2 separate regions of the Homo sapiens genome follow, and region 2 is linked to region 1. The links are chromatin loops, found by intact Hi-C in ENCODE. Cell type or tissue: IMR-90. All regions are shown on one strand. Links, peaks and the distances in the headings refer to the core of each region. The heading gives the core; the rest is flanking DNA. Region 1 holds the start of LOC105378027 (a long non-coding RNA gene). Region 2 overlaps LOC105378027 (a long non-coding RNA gene).

Evidence for each region. Peaks named below come from ENCODE experiments on the same cell type or tissue, not always from the same donor. Only the 100,000 strongest peaks of a DNase experiment are listed, where the experiment ranks them.
Region 2: it touches region 1 in a loop (2.6-fold over the local background); 2 of 110 quality-filtered maps call a loop at or near these places.

What each region holds. Positions count from the first base shown.
Region 1 is chr6:140,536,310-140,542,796 of GRCh38, forward strand. It overlaps LOC105378027 (a long non-coding RNA gene), which reads left to right and starts at 2,181. Exons shown (of 8, transcript XR_001744387.3): 1 at 2,181-2,993. In IMR-90, for the core only: a CTCF peak has its summit at 2,815; a DNase peak (open chromatin) is centred at 1,642; H3K27ac peaks cover 2,001 bases.
Region 2 is chr6:140,619,996-140,626,482 of GRCh38, forward strand. All of the region lies in intron 3 of LOC105378027 (a long non-coding RNA gene), which reads left to right. All of the region lies in intron 2 of LOC105378026 (a long non-coding RNA gene), which reads right to left. Among named protein-coding and RNA genes, the nearest start is that of MIR4465, 61 kb to the right of the region's middle. In IMR-90, for the core only: no CTCF peak of the experiment used is centred there; a DNase peak (open chromatin) is centred at 3,656; H3K27ac peaks cover 409 bases.

The sequences.
Region 1 (6,487 bases), core at 1,446-3,945:
TTTACAATAGCTGAGCTTTGGAAGCTACCTAAGTGTCTGTCAACAGATGAATGGATAAAGAAAATGTTGTACATATACTCAATGAAGTACTAATCAGCCATAAAGAGAATGAGATCCAGTCATGTGCAACAACATGGAGGGAAGTGGAGATTTTTCTGTTAAGTGAAATAAGCCAGGCACAGAAAGACAGACATCATATTCTTACTTAATTGTGTGATCTAAAAATCAAATCAATTGAATTCATGGAAATAGAGAGTAGAACCATGGTTACCAGAGTCTGGGAAGGGTAATGAGGGGTTGGTGGGGAAGATATAAACAGTGAATGGGTACAAAAAAAATAGAAAGAATGAATGAGACCTACTATTTGATAGCACAATAGGGTGACCATAATAATAACTTAACTATATACTTTCAAATAAAGAAGGTAATTGGATTGTTTGTTACTCGAAGGATAAATTCATGAAGGGATGGATACTCCATTCTCCATGATGTGCTTATTTCACATTGCATTCCTCTATCAACACATCTCATGTACCCCATAAATATATACCTACTATGTACCCATAAATGTTTTTAAAAAGTATAAAAAGCAATATTCTAAAAAAATTAAATTATGAATATCTACAAATGTTCTTTCTAGCAAGGTTAAAACAACTATTAAAGATTGTTGCTATTTAAATATATCATAGGAAAAATCAAATTAAAATTAAAAAATAATAAAAACTCACATACTTCAAAGAGCTTAAAAAAGTCTTTTTAATGAATTTGTTATGTGTTTCCACATTAAGTATTAATATGTCATGCTAATATATCACATATATAACTTTTCAAACTTAACAATGGTGCTTATTTGAGGCATTGTGAATAATTGAAGTTATAAAAATATATCACAAATACTTTTGAAGAAATCTGTAGGTCTACTCCAAGCCGATCACATTGTTGTCTCTGTCTGGAAAATCTCATAACTTCAGTAGCAGAGTCTATTTTTGGAGTTGAAAATCAGTTCGGTCACAATACCAGTGGGATGACTGAAGGCTTGGGTAATGGGCTATAAAATCTTTTCCATCTAGGTCACTGATTGATTTGAGACTGTCACCAAGGTAGGTAGAAAAACAGTCACTGCTGCCTCATAAGAACTGTCAAATCATGTGAAATGAGAATATGGTCTCAATTCTGGCAGACATTTTTCCCATCTACCTAACACATGCATGCACGTGAGCACACACACACTTAATGACTTCTTGGGTTGCTTTAGAGCAGAGTAAAATTATTCTGGAATGAATCTTCTGTTCTGTGCAGAATAGAAAATATTTTGCTTAATTTGTCCAAGTGGTGTCATCAGGCAATTTCTATTTCAGAATTAAAGTGATCCACTTTACCAGGGGGACTCTTTCCACTTGAATTTTTATGCCTTTGTAGACTATGGTTAAGTGAAATGAGCTTCTCGGCTCTTTAACTATGTGATCCTCCAGTGCAGTTTATTATTTGGAGGAAGCAACATTTTGTCTGAATGATTCTACCAAATAAAAACGAAAAAGAGTTTAGTTTGATCAGCAAAGAATGTAGAAATTTACTTAAGCAGTAAAGAATGTGGCTGTCTGACTTTGGTATTATGTTACACCTCATGGTTCAGGCATCTTGTTTGCCTTAAATGGTTTCACAAGCAGGAGGGTTGACCCAGAGCAGATTCGCAGTGGCTGCACAGAGCACAGCTAAACAGCAGATTTAATGAGGTCGGAATTTCACACAATGCCTTATTCAAAGAATTCAGGCAGCAGGAGAGAAGTTGTGGTGAATTGCAGTTGCCCATGGCTTTGCATCAAGAAGCAAAACGTTTCTCCACAAATAGTTCATAAAAGTTCAAAAATAGATGCCAATTACATTCAGCTTTAAGATTCAGACATTTGTCAGGGAGGGGGACTTGTGTATTCACATTGTTAGAATTAAGGAAGTACGTTCATGAACCAAAAATACAGAGCTCTATTTACTCGTCTAAAGTCAGGAAGGATCAAAAGGGTTTCCTAATACATTTTGACATGCTGGAAGTTTTTCCTTTGTTTTCCCACTTTATGTTTTTGCAGTACCTACCACCTTATATTGCATTCTTTGCTTGTCTGTCTCCCCTACTTAACTTTAAAGTCCTTGAAGACAGGCATTTGGGGTGCCTTAAATACTTAATGAATAATTGCAGAGTGAATGTTGAACGAAAATGAATGTAACTCATTCACATACTCTATGCTAAATTGAGAAATAAAAAGCTCAGACATTTTCACTCCATCTTATTCCCTTAAGAAACATCAATGTAAGAATTCGACAGACTGCTAATCTCTTTGTGAAGCTAATGACCAGCTTTAATTTTGCAAATTAAATATCCAGTTTCCCTGCCTTTTTCCCCATTGAAAAATAGTCCTATGTTGGTCATTTATATAGCTCATTATTTTGGACCTGGGGATAAAGCTACAGTCAGAAAGCACACAGCCTCAGGTTCTATAATATTGGAATTAGGGGTGAGAACATTTTCCCTTTATGTAAGAACTCTGTGGCTCTGGGCATTTCTACATAATTATTGATCAACCTTGAACCATAGTTTCTCAAAAAGTCATATAAATGGGAGAGGATTGAGGTAGAAGTATGTGATATATAATTTATTATCTAAATTTGGACACTTTTGTCTGGAAAGAAAAAGAAGAAAAGTAAAGAAAAACTGCCAGGATGCTGGGACAAGAGGTGCACCACATCCTGCTGGGGAAAGCAAACCAGAACATCAGGTCATCCTGGGTAGACACAACCTGAGCCAGTGAGCAACACTGCCCCCATTCCAGCTGATTTCTAGTGTAATTTTCCATCATCTGCCTTTTTAAATGTAGAAAGTCTTGATTCAGGCTTGACTGGAAGTATTAAATGTCTACCTCACTTTTGATAGGAAGAAGATGATTTTTCACCTAGTGGAGTCATTGAACAGTGGTCTTCAAATTGGGATTATTTCCAAGAATGTGAGTACAGACAGTTTTAACAGACTTAATTAAAGCTCCTCACTTACCACAATTACTCTTTTTTAGCATGATATTGTTTGTTTTTTGTTTAAACCCCTTAAGCCCCTTTCCTTAATATAATAGCTATTTACAAAAAATAAAAATCACTCATTCATCTCATCAGATATTTCAAATTACTCTTGTTGCCTTCATTAAAATCCCCTAATCCCACTACAGAAATTTGTGTTTTTCCCTGTCTTATACATATTTCTGTTAAGAAAGGAGCAGGGAATAAAAAATGATGTATTTCTGTCCTTGTAGACTGTTCTTAAATCAGATACATGGTAGATTATTGGTGGTAGAATTGATAGCAAATCTGATTTTATGGCCTCCTCTGTGCCAAACTACTGTTTCCAAAGGATGAATTGCTTTTGAAAATGAATTGCTAACTATAGATGTATAGTTAGCCTAGGCGCAGTGGCTCATGCCTGTAATCCCAGCACTTTGGGAGGCCTAGGCAGGCGGATCACTTGAGGCCAGGAGTTCGAGACCATCCTGGCCAACATGGCGAAACCCTGTCTCCACTAAAAAAAATTATCCGGGCATGTGGCATGTGTCTGTGATCCCAGCTACTCAGGAAGCTGAGGTGGGAGAATCACTTGAACCCTGGAGGCAGAGGTTAAAGTGAGCCAAGATCGCACCACTGCACTCTAGCCTGGGCAATGAAGAGAGACTCTGTCTCAATTAAAAAAAAAAAAAAAAAAAAAAAGTATAGTTAGAGTAACGCAATGAGCTGTCAGAAATAATAAACTTTTTAAAATGGCTTTTATTCACATATTTAATGTAAGCAATTTTAAATGTTATTTTCAATTCCTTTTCCTTAAATCCATCATTAGGAGGAAACAAAAGAATCTACAAATTTCCAGCATAACACAGATTACTTACTCTAACTTTTTAAATAGTAACTAGAGTCTATTTAGTACATCAAATTTTTTGAATTATGATGTACAAAAGTTGCAGATGAACAATTATTTATTTTAGGTGCGATATGCCTTTATTTGACATTGTAGATAAGTCTTACTTTGTCAAATGCTACTTGAAGTATTTAATTATAGAAAATCATCTTACCTCATTATAATTATGTGTTGAAATATATTCTACTTCCTATCAACAAATGAAATTTTAATGGTAAATGTTGGATTAATTATTTTATAGTAGCATGTCCCATTCCTTCCTGTAAATATACAATTTTTAAAATCATTATGTCTAATTAAAGTAAGGGGGGTATTCTTATTTAATTTTTTCCAGAAACTGAATGTCAGAGTTGAACACATGCATGAAGATATTTTCTGAAAGATTAATATATTATCATGTGCTTATATTCTTAGTCTATAATTTTTGCTTTTTGCTTCATTAAATTATTCCATATTAAATAATGAGGTATTACATGAAATTTACCCAACTTAAAATTAATTATTTTAAGTTCACATCATTTTAATTTTATTGAACTAATTTTAATAATTTATTTTACTACATATGTTCTAGAAGGCATTTTTGTTTTTTATATTCCTCAAGTGCATATTAACAAGTGCTTTTGATTTGAAAAAAATGAAGTGAAACTTTTTCTCATACAAAGTGTCTGATTTGACTAACCGGGATACTAGTGAGAACAGGAATTAATTCTGAAGTCACAATTTCAGACAAGTCCCTAACAACATCTAAGTCAGGAAACTCTCTGCTTTGACAAAACAAACAGTTTAAAGCACATGAAAAAATAAAAATATTTTATTAGGAAAACTGCATTGTCACAGATGTTACAGTATTTTTGTGTTCCCTAACAATTCTGAGATTATTGGGTTAAGCAAAGTGCCTAACAGTGAAAAGAATAATAGGTTTAATTAGTAGTGACTTGATTAGTCTTGAAAAAGTGGAGGTTTAACTTGGTGAAAGAAGCTATGAAGAAAGTTGCTGTTGCCTATTTCCTTCTAAAGTTGAGCATATATATGCTCTATATCCCAGAATTCTACGCTGAGATATGCACCCAAGAGAAACTCTTAAAACATGGTACCACCAGAGACCTGCATGAGAATATCATAACATCAGACACCTGGAAATAATTTGAACACCCCCTGTGGCAAACTAGATGAATAAACCGTGTGTCATTCTCACGTTGGCATGTTCTATAGTAGGCAAAATAAATGAACTTTAATAATGCACCGTAACATGGATGAAGCTTAGCAACAAACAAACTCCCAGTAAAGCTTTTGTGAACAGCTTTACAGAAATTGAAAGTGAATGACTTAAAAGCCGGGATCACCGAAGACACAAAAGCCTGAGAAATAACTCTGTATACAAGTCGCTGGTTTCAGATTCTAGGTTTTCAATACAAGTGAAACAATAGCTAACTTAATTATGTGTTGAAATACATAATGAAAAATAATATTTGATGATAGAACACATTTTTTACATTTTCCACATTTAAGAATTAGTTTAAAAAACTGGAATAGATTTCAGCTAATGAGAGTTTATTTTGCACTTACTGAACATACAGCAATATGCATTTTAGAATGTATATTACTTGATGGGAAAAAGTTTTCAATACCTGCGATTTTTAGCATAGATGGTATATAAAGAACTGTACATCTTTGTTAAGTAGCACAGCACTTTAAACTGGAATCTGCATAGTTTTCCAAGGTTGAATCTATTATTATCTTTGCAGCTAATTCAGATTAACCTGGAAAATATGATGATATTCATAATCATGTTTACCAGTCACGTGTGTAATATTTTAGAAATGGATTCAGTTTCAAGACATTGATTTTGTACAGATTAGAATGTTTTATTTTGGTACATTTTCAAGTAGTCTAGAAACAGTTCATACATGATGCAGTTCACAATATAAATCGTGTTTTGGAAATATATCCTAAAGAGAAAAATGTAAAGATACATATAAAACCAATACACCCTTCCTGAAACATAGGTATTGAAAACTTTTCCCTAGCAAATAAACATATTTCGTAAACCCAGAGCTCTGTTATTAAGAGCAAAACTATTTTAGGCTATTTAAGAACTATTGGAACTTCAACTACTGGGTCTGTAAGCAAATTAATTTTTCCACTTTTGAGAATTGTTTAAAAATTTTAGTATAGATTTCACTTAATGAGCACTTATTTTGCATTTACTGAATGTAGAGCAATATGCATTTTAGAACAACAAACACATAATTTAGTTTCTCCCTCATCTTTTTCTTAAGAAAGAAGCCAAAAATTTCTTTATTTTTACCAAGGTGTACAATAAAATGCTACAGTACTATGAATATACCGTACAGATGTCATTGTCTCTTTAGTCCTGGCAGAACCAGCCCCAGGCAAGATTGTGAAGGAGAAGATTGACATTGACATCACCAGACCTACTTTAGGCAGTTTTTTCCTCCTCTTCAGAATACTTTTTTTTTTTTTTTGCATCCTTCAGGAACTCTATATCATTGTGAAATTCCCTGACCCCTGCCAATTAAA
Region 2 (6,487 bases), core at 2,620-5,119, 85 kb after region 1:
TCCCATACACCCTGAACTCAGTTTCTCCTATTATTAACATCTTACTTTAGATTGGTGCATTTGTTATAATTCATGAACCAATAGTGATGCATTATTATGAATTAAATAAAGTCCATACTTTATTTAGATTTCCTGGTTTGTCATCCAGTGTTCTTTTGCTCGTACAGAATTCTATCCCATATAAAAATTACAGTTAGTCCTCATGTCTACTTAGAATGCTCTTACGTGTAAGAGTTTCTCAGACTTTTCCTATTTTTGATGACTTTGTGGGAGTTTTGAGGCATATTGGGATAGTATTTTGTAGGATTTCCCTAGATTGTGATTTATCCCATGTTTTTGTCATGGGTAGACTGGGGTTATTGGGTTTTGTGAGAAAAATCACAGAGGAAACATGCCATCCTCATCACATCAAATCATGAATGCATACTATAAAAATGGTTCAACACCTGGATGAGTTAGTGTCTGTTATGCTTTTTCATTGCAAAGTTACTCTTCTCTAATTCCATACTGCATTCATGGGAGGAAGTCATTATATGCAACCAATAATAGTGAGTGGGAAGTTATGAGCTATGCCTCAACCTTTGTGAGGGCAGAGCATCTGCACAAATTATTTGGGATCTTTCTGCATGACAGATTTATCTATTCTCCTCCATGTATTTATTTGTTCAATTATGTATATCAGTGGCATGCCTTGCATATTTGTCTTTCCCAAATCTCATGTTGAAATGTGATCCCGAGTGTTGGAGGTGGGGCCTTATGGGAGGTGTTTGTGCCATTGGGGTGGATACCTCCTGGCTTGGTGCTGTCCTCTTGATAGTGAATAATTTCTTGTGAGATTTGGTTGTTTAAAAGTGTGTGGCACTTCCCATCTGTTCCTCTATTGCTCCTACTCTTACCTGCCATGTGACATACCTGCTCCTGCTTCACCTTCTGTCCTGAGTAAAAGCTCCCTGCAGGCTCCCCAGATGCTGGACAGATGCCATCACCATGCTTGTACAGCCTGCAGAACCATGAGTCAATTAAACCTATTTTCATTATAAATTACCCAGCCTCAGGTATAATTGAGGTAACCTCATTATAGCAACATGAGAACTGCCTAATATAATCAGTATGGACTTACAGTTCTTTAATTTCTTCTTTGAGTTATAATCCAATACTACATTATTTCTGCCCAAATTGTTCTAGCTTTGGCAATTGGAACCTCCATGTCTCTTTGACATAGCCCCATCTTTTTGTGTGTGTGTGTGTGTATGTGTGTGTGTGTGTGTGTGTGTGTGTGTGTAAGACTTCCTGACTTCTAGATACTACGAGTTGCTCCATGTTGTATATTTATTGCCCTAGTCCAAGTGTCAGCCATTTATCTAAGGATCTCAGTTCTTTTAATTGGTGAATGTTATTAGTAACCAAGATTTGATCACGAGGCATGTTGACAGCTACTGGTGTTGCTTCTCTGCCCTCTCAGTTGACGGAGCAAGAAAATATGTGTGTGTATATTCACATGTACACACATAACTTAAATATTTCTGTTTGTCCTTATTTATACTGAGATAATCTACATTCCTAATGCTTTTTCCAATTCTAATCCAATACCACATGGATCCTTTTAGCCTTCTGCTTGCTTATCTGTAGCCTCCTACACCAACAGTGAGAAATCTGCTTCCAGTCATCTACAATCCATTTATTTATTTGTTCAATTCCATTAAATATATACTATAAGTGTTTGGTAAAACTTTACAGTGAATCACATTTTTTTTTTCTTTTGAAATGGAGTCTCATTCTGTCACCCAGGCTGGAGTGCAGTGGCGTGATCTCGGCCCACTGCAATTTCTGTCTCCCAGGTTCAAGTGATTCTCCTGCCTCAGCCTCCCTAGTAGCTGGAATTACAGGCATGTGCCACCACACCTGGATAATTTTTGTATTTTTGGTAGAGATGGGGTTTCACCATGTTGGCTAGGCTGTCTTGAACTCCTGACCTCAAGTGATCTACCCACCTCGACCTCCCAAAGTGCTGGTATTACAGGTGTGAGCCACCGTGCCCAGCAGCCCTGAGTGTAAGAATATTATGGACAGTGCAACCATAAAAGAATCGGCAGGTCCTTTCTATAAAACATAAAATATCTGAAATATTTGTATTAAAAATATTTTACCTATACAAACTTAATCTTGAAAAGTCTGAGCATCTTTTTGGGTCAACAACTCTTCCCATGCAGCTCTTAATAGTCTTGAGCTATTAAGTAATTGTGGTTTTTGCCATTAAAAGTTATGGCAAAAGCCACAGGTACTTTTGCACCAACATAATAATGAACAAAAATGAGCATACCAAACAAGTCGAATTATTTCTACCACTTTTATTTTTATAATGTAAAATAAAAAATGTTTGATTTTTTGCAGCTTTCTGGAATAGCTCAAAGAGGACTGTAGAGGTAAAATACATCATTAATTTTCATTTATTTATTTATTTATTTGTTGGTTCTGCTCTTGCAAAGGCAAAAGCAAAAGAATATCAGGAGATTTGACTGCAATAATGAAATATGCTCATGGACATCTAGGAAATGATGACTTAGTTACATATTCAATCAAAGTGACAAAGTATTTAAAAATAAACATAAATATGTTAATGCAAGTGAGAAACCTTGGTTTTTAATTTTTTATTTTAAAAATGTTATGTAATAATCAAGTACCTGATAAAGTCACCACAGAACAGAGAAAATTATTCTGGTGAGTTTTGGAATCTCTATGATACCAGCATGTTACACAGAGTATAAAGAATACTTTTCACTAGCCATTGTTAAGATTTATAAGACCAATTTACTATTTTAACAGGGAAAAGACAAAACCTAGATTTGGATGAACACAGTTTCTTGCAATAAATGTTTCATGAGTTTCTCTCTCCAATTTATAACATAATTATCTTGTGAATTAGCCCGTAATTGGAGCAATTTTTCCAAAATTTTAACATATTTCATAGCCTTTTTCAGACTTAAGTATTATAAATCAAGGAAAATGAGAAACTACTTTCCCCTAAATCCTCTACAACTTGCTAAAAGCATTCAAGTTTTGTCCTTCACTGTACTCATTCATATTCTAGATAATTAAGACTTCATTTTGGGTTAAAACTTCTTTTTTTTTCCTTGAAAAAAATTACCTTACATAAACATTTTTAGTATTTTTCCATTACTATTGCTTCATTCTAGAATAGCCTCAATCACTATTAATTGTAAATTTTAATAAAGTAACTTAACTTCTATTTCACAAAGTCTGGAGGGTACAATGCAAATTGTCCTTAAGCATTTTAAGCAGGTTAGAAAAGCTTAAGAATAGATATACAATGACTTTCACCAGCTTCATCCATCCTTTTTATAATTTATTAAAGTGGCAAAACTGCAAGTTTATTAATTTCTCCCAGTTATAGCTCTCTATGGCATGTAAAAGTAAGAAGCAAATATTTATAAACTTCCCACTTTGTCTGCTTTCATAAATACAGTAGTGTCTACTTATCCATAGTTTCAGTTACATGCAGTCAACCACAGTCCAAAAATATTAAGTGGAAAATTTCAGGAATTAACAATTTATAAGTTTTCAGTTTTGCATCATTCAGAGTTGCATGATGAAATCTCACGCCATCTTGCTCTATCCTGCCAGGATGTGAATCATCCCTTTGTCCAGAAAATCCACGTGATAGATATTGCCCACCTGTTAGTCATTTAGGAGCCCTCTTGGTTATCAAATAAAAAAAAACCACATAGTTATATTTAAGGTTTGGTACTATCTGCAGTTTCAGGAATCCACTGAGTGTCTTGGAATGTATCTCCGGTGGATAAGGGGGACTACTACAGTTTAATTGAATGCAATCACACTCATTCATTTTCACATTGTCTATGGATGTTTTGCACCACTATTGCAGAATTAAGTAATTGCATTGAAGACCTTATCACTCGCAAAGCTTTATATATTTACTATCTTGCCCTTTAGAGGAAATGTTTGCCAACTCTTCATTTAAGTATTCAAGGTTTTTACATTTGTTAATTCAATTAGCCAAGGATTTTATGTTGTTACTCATAAATCTTGGAAATTATGTTCAAAAGGGGATGCAGTCTGTTCTGCTCTAACACTTATTCAGGAAACATGGATTTGTTCCAACACATTTGATATAACAGGGAACAATTTGAGCATAACACAAATTTTGCCTTTGCTTATGTATAATTTCTTCTGCAAAAGATACTACCTGAATAAAGAAAAATACTGCACCTAGCTGAACAGAACTGCATACTAATGCAAAGAATACACACATACACACACATCTCAAACATCTACCAGCTACCTCAGTTCACTGTATGTGAGCTGTGAGCCACACATCCCCATCTGGTGTTACAACTTTCCAACACATTTCAGACAACCCTCCCTCTACCAATTCATAATAATCACAAGCTGAAATCTTTTTGATGCCCACTTCCTCAAGCAAAGTTCTGGCCTTTTTCAAGGAAAAAAGTGGCAATTTATTACAATATTTATGCATTTCTTCATAATTTATGATGTGGAAAATAGTGCTGTCCTTTTAAAAGGGTCTTTATTTGTGTGTATATGTATGTGAGATGGACAAAGTTTTAAAGTTTTGTATCCCTAACTCCATTTTTCTCATCAGTCTCTATCTTTTTATAATCTCTTTTTCTCTATTTCTTCTAATTTTTGACAGAATATTTATAGTTGGACAAGTGTTTCACCAAAGAATGTATCTGAAAGGTGTATAAGGACACTCAACATCATTAGTCATCTAGAAAATACAAATAAAAATCACAAGGAAATGTGATTATAAAAACATTTTAAAGGTAAAACTTAAAAAGACCAGAAATGCAAAGTGAGGGCAAGATATGGAGTCACCATAATGCTCATTAATTGAAAAGGAGTATAAAATGATTAAACATTATGGGAATACTGTTTGCATATATCTAGCATATGACTCAACAATTCTTCTAAGAATCTTCTCAAGAGAAATGATTACTTAGGTCCACAAACATACTTGTACAAGAATGTTAATGAAAGACTCTTTCATAGGCTGGGCGCAGTGGCTCAAGCCTGTAATCCCAGCACTTTGGGAGGCCAAGGCAGGCAGATCACAAGGTCAGGAGATCAAGATCATCCTGGCTAACACGGTGAAACCTTGTCTCTACTAAAAATACAAAAAATTAGCCGGGCGTGGTGGCAGGCGCCTGTACTCCCAGCTGCTCTGGAGGCTGAGGCAGGAGAATGGCATGAACCTGGGAGGCGGAGCTTGCAGTGAGCCGAGATCGCGCCACTGTACTCTAGCCTGGGTGACAGAGCAAGACTCCATCTCAAAAAAAAAAAGACTCTTTCATGATAGTCCCAAAATGGAAACAACTCAGTTTTTCTCAAATTGGAGAATATAATAAAACACTATTCAGAAATTAGAAGACAGAATTACTTATGCATACAGTAACATGGAAGAATCTTAAAGATATTTTGTCTTGTTAAAGAAGGGAGATGCAAAAGTGTACATAGTGTATGGCATAATTTCATTCATGCCAAGTTCAAGGTTAGGCAAAACTAACCTATAATATAAGTCAAATAGTGATTATCACTGGAGGGTGAAGAATGTTTTATACTTTGATCTGCGTGGTGGTCAAACAGAGGCATGTAGTAGTCTGATCTCATGCTGCTATTAAATACATACCTAAGGCTGGGTAATTTATGAAGGAAAGAGGTTTAATGGACTTACAATTCCATATAACTTGGGAGGCCTCACAATCGTGGTGGAAGACAAAGAAAGAACAAAAGGACCTCTTACATGGTGGCAGGCAAGAGAGTGTGTGAAGGGACACACTCCTTTATAAAACCATCAGATCTCATGAGACTTATTTACTATCATGAGAACAGTATGGGGAAACTGCCCTTAGGACTCAATTATCTCCATCTGGCCCCACTCTTGACATGTGGGGATTATTACAATTCAAGGTGAGATTTGGGTGAGGACACTGTCAAATCTATCATTCCACCCTGGCCCCTCCCAAATCTCATGTCCTCACATTTCAAAACCAATATTGCCTTCTCAACAGTCTCCCAAAATCTTAAATCACTTCAGCATTAACTCAAAAGTCCACAGTCCAAAGTTTTATCTGAGACAAGGTATGCCCCTTTTACCTATGGGCCTGTAAAATCAAAAGCGAGTTAGTGGCCATGCACAGTGGCTCACACCTGTAATCCCAGCACTTTGGGAGGCCAAGGCAGGCAGATTACTTGAGGTGAGGAGTTCAAGACCTGCCTGGACAAAATGGTGAAACCTTGTCTCTATTGAAAATACAAACATTAGCTGGCATGGTGATGCACACATGTAATCCCTGCTACTTGAGAGGCTGAAGCAGGAGGATTGCTTGAACCTGGGAGTTGGAGGTTGCAGTGAGCGAAGATCACACCACTGCACTTCAGCCTGAGCAACAGAGCGAGACTCCATCTCAAAAAAAAAAAAAAAAGG